Regions from separate parts of the Homo sapiens genome. Here region 2 is linked to region 1. A link is a loop called in an ENCODE intact Hi-C map of the cell type or tissue named here. Cell type or tissue: mammary epithelial cell. All regions are shown on one strand. Links, peaks and the distances in the headings refer to the core of each region. The heading gives the core; the rest is flanking DNA. Region 1 has its middle 120 kb from the start of NDUFV2. Region 2 has its middle 180 kb from the start of NDUFV2.

Evidence for each region. A loop is a pair of places that touch in the nucleus more often than their neighbours do. Peaks named below come from ENCODE experiments on the same cell type or tissue, not always from the same donor. Only the 100,000 strongest peaks of a DNase experiment are listed, where the experiment ranks them.
Region 2: it touches region 1 in a loop (6-fold over the local background); 8 of 110 quality-filtered maps call a loop at or near these places.

The regions. Positions count from the first base shown.
Region 1 is chr18:8,980,986-8,983,899 of GRCh38, reverse strand. No RefSeq gene overlaps it. Among named protein-coding and RNA genes, the nearest start is that of NDUFV2, 120 kb to the left of the region's middle. In mammary epithelial cell, for the core only: a CTCF peak has its summit at 1,251; a DNase peak (open chromatin) is centred at 859; H3K27ac peaks cover 1,547 bases.
Region 2 is chr18:8,920,391-8,923,304 of GRCh38, reverse strand. No RefSeq gene overlaps it. Among named protein-coding and RNA genes, the nearest start is that of NDUFV2, 180 kb to the left of the region's middle. In mammary epithelial cell, for the core only: a CTCF peak has its summit at 1,719; no DNase peak of the experiment used is centred there.

The sequences.
Region 1 (2,914 bases), core at 270-2,769:
GTGGTGTGAACATAGCTCACTGCAGCCTAGAACTCTTGGGCTCAAGTGATCCTCCTGCCTCAGCCTCCCAAATAGCTGGGACTACAGGTGTTTGCCACCACGCTGGCTAAATTTTTTTTTTTTGTAGAGACAGGGACTTGCTACATTGCCCAGGCTGGTCTTAAACTCCTGGCCTCAAGTGATCCTCCTGCCTTGGCCTCTCAAAGTGTTGGGATTACAGGTGTGAGACACCACACTGGCCTCCCTTGCAGAATTTAAGAGAGAAATCTGAACTCCCCCTGTCATTGGTTGCTTTGGTTGAAGCTCCTTGAGATTGTCTGAGATTGTCTCCACAGTGGTCCTAGCTGCCATCTCAGCCTCTCTCTCAATTAGATATTGAAATACTTCCCCAGAGTTTTTAGCTCCCTTCTAACCAGAATTCTCCTTTTTCCTTGGCAGGCATCTCAGAAACTGTCAGGCAGCAGCTGGAGTCTCTGCAATGGTCTCCCCACCCCTCAGGAATAACCCTGCCTCTCTGCAGATGGCCTCTCAGACCTGCCTTCACAGGAGGGAGGCCTACGTTAGGTAACCATGCCCTAGCTTCAAGGTGGGGTTAAGCTTCAGGGTTCAGGTGTCTGTAGTGAGAGCAGGAAACAAGTGCCAAGGGAAATGCCACTGAAGAATGGAGGGGAATCTTCCAGCCCCAGGGGCTCATAGACCACTCCCTCCTGCCATAGGCACTGTCCTCTGAACGCGGCTCCCAGGGGAAGGGCCCTTCCTGTGAGTCCTGGGTTTATGGACCTGGACAAGTAGGAACAGGAGCAGAGCAAGCCTGAGAATGATTGAAATGCTGCCGTTCTGTCCAGCAGAGCAGAAAACTTGCGCTTGGGGAACTGAACTTTGAGAAATGCAAAGTGCCTGGGTGTTCCAGGATGAGCACATTGGAGCTTAGGTCCCTTCGTTCCTGGTAGTGGGAGAAAGCAGCAGATGGTTCAGCCTGGAGGCAAAGAAAGAGCCCAACAATTACGGGGAAGCTCAAGGTCAGCACAGGGTTAAGGCCAGAATCTAACCACAGATGCATATGATTTCAGCTTTCCACATGCATTTGTGTTGAAAGTAACTGTTGGAAAATTGTAGTCTGCTCATTCCAATAGTTCTTTTAAAACCATCCACATGTTGTTCTTAGTAAAGTCTGTGTCTGAAAACCCCTGTAAGGCTCATCACGCTGAAATGCCACCAAGTACGTCCGTAGGCTGAATTGTACATAGCATGTGAGGGCGCTGTTGCCATCTGTAAAACACAACATTCATTTTAAAATGTCACTTGTCGATCACATCAGTACACTCCGGCCTGGGCAACAGAGTGAGACTCTGACTCAAAAGAAAAAAAAATGTCACTTGACAATAAGGATTTTTAAAATGAATGATACAGGCACTGTTAATGAGACCTATGAAGTTTTCTAATGTTACAATGGCATCTCATACTTGAAAAGGTGGGGAACCGTTGCCTTAAAGATCTAGCTGAGGCCGGGCGCAGTGGCTCATGCCTGTAATCCAGCACTTTGGGAAGTCAAGGTAAGTGGATTACTTGAGATCAGGAGTTCGAGACCAGCCTGACCAACATGGCGAAACCCCGTCTCTACTAAAAATACAAAAATTAGCCAGGTTTGCTGGTGGGCACCTGTAATCCCAGCTACTCAGGAGGCTGAGGCAGGAGAATCGTTTGAACCCAGGAGATGGTAGTTGCAGTGGGCTGAGATCACACCACTGCACTACAGTCTGGACGACAGAATGAGACTCTGTCTCAAAACAGAAACAAAAACAAGTCTAGCTGAGGAGGTTCCTGGAACCAGGTAGAACTGCCACTCAGCCACCTTCATCATTAAGCTACTGTACAGACAAGGGAAGCTACCCTTTGAGTCTGCATCTGTTTATCATGTTCCCTAGTACCTGGTACTGCCCCAGGAGAGGTTTCTCATGGGGCACCTGATATATCTGGTCCCCCTCCCAGGCCTAGGAATTACCAAGGCAAACTATAAAAAACATAATTTTTTTAGACTGGATTTATAAGATTTATTATACAAGCACATAGAAAGTCCTCTATGGTACTTATGAGAAGCAAACAGCCAGTAAAAAGCAACAAAAGCCACATTAACAGTGAGCCTAAGTAGCTATTGGAACAAAAATCAATGCTAGCCTGCCTGGGTGCGGTGGCTCACGCCTGTAATCCCAGCACTTTTGGAGGCTGAGGCAGGCGGATCACTTGAGGCCAGGGGTTCGAGACCACCCTGGCTAACATGGTGAAACCCCGTCTCTACTACAAATACAAAAATTAACCAGGTGTGGCGGTGCATGCCTGTAATCCCAGCTACTCGAGAGGCTGAGGCACAAGAATCGCTTGAACCCGGGTGGCAGAGGTTACAGTGAGCCGAATCGCACCAACTGCACTCCAGTCTGGGTGACAGAGTGAGACTCTGTCTCAAAAAACAAAAACAAAGTAATGCTAGCCTGAATTGATGGGGGTATGAGGGGGTTCTGTAAGGCATAAACTGGTCTGGGCAAGAGATAGTTGGGGCCACTGATGAATTGTTTGCTTTCTACTACTGCCGACGAAGCATGGATGATTAGTTCCTTATTATTTCTGCTCCTAGGCTGTCTCCAAGGCAAGCTGTTTCTCCTACTCTCTGTACAGTCCATGAGACTAAGCAGGCACTTGACCTTAACTGAGGTTCCCTCAGTTCTGTCCTGTTCCTTTTAGTCTGGGTCCATTGGGTAGACGTGGCCTGTTCAAACAAACCATTAATGAGCACATCTCCGGCAGGGCATTTGGAAATAAAGTCAGAAAGCCAGCGAATGGTTTGGCCTTTTCTTCCCATCTTTCCATCCCCTGCTGGGATTCACCTCCTCCTCTTGCCCTGGGGCCTCCTGTGCTCTTT
Region 2 (2,914 bases), core at 304-2,803, 61 kb after region 1:
CACCAACAGTGTAAAAGTGTTCCTATTTCTCCACATCCTCTCCAGCACCTGTTGTTTCCTGACTTTTTAATGATTGCCATTCTAACTGGTGTGAGATGGTATCTCATTGTGGTTTTGATTTGCATTTCTCTGATGGCCAGGTTTTGTGGATTTTTTAAAAAACCTATTTTGAAAATATTTTTCTGATTTTTAAATAGAAAACTATATTATAATAATGAATAGGCTTTTAAAATGATTCCTCTTTGGTTCTGACTCAGTGATACAGTGATTCTCTGCCCAGATGTAGGCTGGCCAGAGACCGTACCAAGAGGAAAGCTGCCTTGAGGCCTTTCCCTCGGGTCCCAGCAACAGGCAAGGTTGTGCTTCTTGTGAATAGCTGGTTTGCTTTAGCCTCTGGAAGAAATAACTATCTTGCAGTATGGCATTTTTTCCCCCCTGTACCACGTGTGCAGAACTATCTGACATGCATTTACTTGTGTTATTTTCAACACAGCTTTTTTTTTTCTTTTTGAGGCAGTTTCACTGTCATCCAGGCTGGAGTGCTATAGCATGATCTTTGCTCACTGCAGCCTCAAATTCATGAGCTCAAGTGATCTTCCCACCTTAGCCTCCCCAGTACCTGGGACTACAGGCTCATGCCACCACACCCAGCTAAGTTTTTTTTTTGTTTGTTTGTTTAGAGACAGGGTCTTGCTATGTTGCCCAGGCTTGTCTTGAATTTCTGGCCTCAAATGATGCCCCCACCGTGGCCTCCCAAAGTGTTAGGATTACAGATGTGAACCACCATACCCAGCCCTCACTGTAGTTTTATTCTTTTCTTACGTATTGCTTTTCTGACATCAACTCTCTCAAATATTTATTTATCTTTAAATATTACATTTTTTTTTAGTAAGCTGACTCAAACCTTTATGGGCCACAGTGTTGGGGCTCAGAAAACAATACCCTAAAATATGGTGCTTTGGCATGGTGAACCAAGGTCTCTCTCTGAGCTTCCTCTGCCCACCTGTCTCCTGATCTTTCTTTACCAAAGCACTAGGAGGGGCTTTCTCTGAAGTTCCCTTCAAAGAACTTCTGATTAAGGGAAGTTCTTCCAGAAGAAAGGCAACGATCTTAAAACTCCTTCTCTAGAAATCACATCAAATATCCAGAAACAATTAACCACCAGAGAGAAGACTTAAAGTCATAACCATGCCCAGACAGACTTTTCATCTATTCTTCTGAGGACAGCTTTGAGAGATTACCTGGAGACTTTAGCTGCATAATGAGACAACCTTTGTTCCATGGTAGTTCTGCCCCATACCTTCCTGTAATTCACCACCACCTCCCACAACGCTCAGAAAAACTCTGTCCCAGGCCAATTGTAGGCCAATTGTCTATTATTGGGGCTCATTTATTTCCCCTAAAAATCATTTACTACCCCTCTAAATTGCCTACACCCCTGTCTCTCTCTCCCCTGTGAAGACGTGCCACTTAAGCCTCAGTCACCTGGGCCTTCTTTGAGTCTCATATTTTTTATGATTCTGTGCTTATTCACATGAATAAATTTCTATGCCTTTTCTCCTGTTAATCTGTCTACTGTCAGTTCATTTCAGCACCAAACTTCAGAAGGTGGAAACAAAGTTTTTCCTTTGCTGTTAAAATAGTTTATATGAATAGATTCTAAAACATACATTGAGTTGTCATCACTGTTGAAACTTGGTCTCACTTCTGCCCTCTAGGGCCACATCAAACCTGTTCAATCCTGTGTTGATTTGAAAGCTGGCTATATGTTAACCCTAAGCTTTTCCTGGGTGATTCCTGGTGAGTAAAAAAAAATTATTATTATTATTTTTGAGACTGGGTCTCACTCCGTTGCCCAGGCTGGGATACAGTGGCATGATCTTGGCTCACTGCAACCTTCACCTCTCAGGTTCAAGCAGTTCTCCTGCTTCAGTCTCCCTGTAGCAGGACAAGCCACAGACAAAACCCCTCAGACGCTGAGTTAAAGAAGGAAGGGCTTTATTCAGCTGGGAGCTTCGGCAAGACTCACGTCTCCAACAACCAAGCTCCCTGAGTGAGAAATTCCTGTCCCTTTTAAGAGCTCACAACTCTAAGGGGGTCTGCGTGAGAGGGCCATGATCGATTGAGCAAGCAGGGGGTATGTGACTGGGGGCTGCATGCACCAGTAATTAGAATGGAACAGAACAGGACAGGGATTTTCACAGTGCTTTTCTATACAATGTCTGTAATCTATAGATAACATAACCAATTAGGTCAGGGGTCTATCTTTAACTACCAGGCCCAGGGTGTGGCGCTGGGCTGTCTGCTTGTGGATTTCATTTCTGCCTTTTAGTTTTTACTTCTTCTTTCTTTGGAGGGAGAAATTGGGCATAAGACAATATGAGGGGTGGTCTCCTCCCTTATTCCCCCCCTTTGAGACTCTCACTCAATAGTGGGAGTTCTCAATTTCATTCTCACTGCCTATGTCTTCTTGCAAGACAGATCTATAATGATTCATATAGTACACTTGTGCTGAAGCATTTTGGTGAACTAAGGTAGCGATGAAGCTTCTTATCATTTGAAGAAGTACAGGTAGCAAACAAGGGAGCAGTAAGCAGGTTTCTATTACCATTATAACTCCTATTATAAGAGTTTTAAATCTTTTTAGCGCTGGGAACCATTTTCCAAACATGGCCCCAGGATCAAATCCGTGCCACACTTGCACGGGCACATGTGCCAGTTTTGTCATATTTCTAACTGTGTCTTCAACTACTTGCCCTTGATCATCTATGTGTAGACAGCCATTAGTAAGGTTAAATTTTCTACAGACCTCTCCTTCAGCTGCTAGCAAGTAGTCGAGAGCCAATCTATTTTGATAGATAGCATTTCTCATCTGAGTTTCTTGCTAGGCCAGAATAGTCAAGGCTCTGCTGGT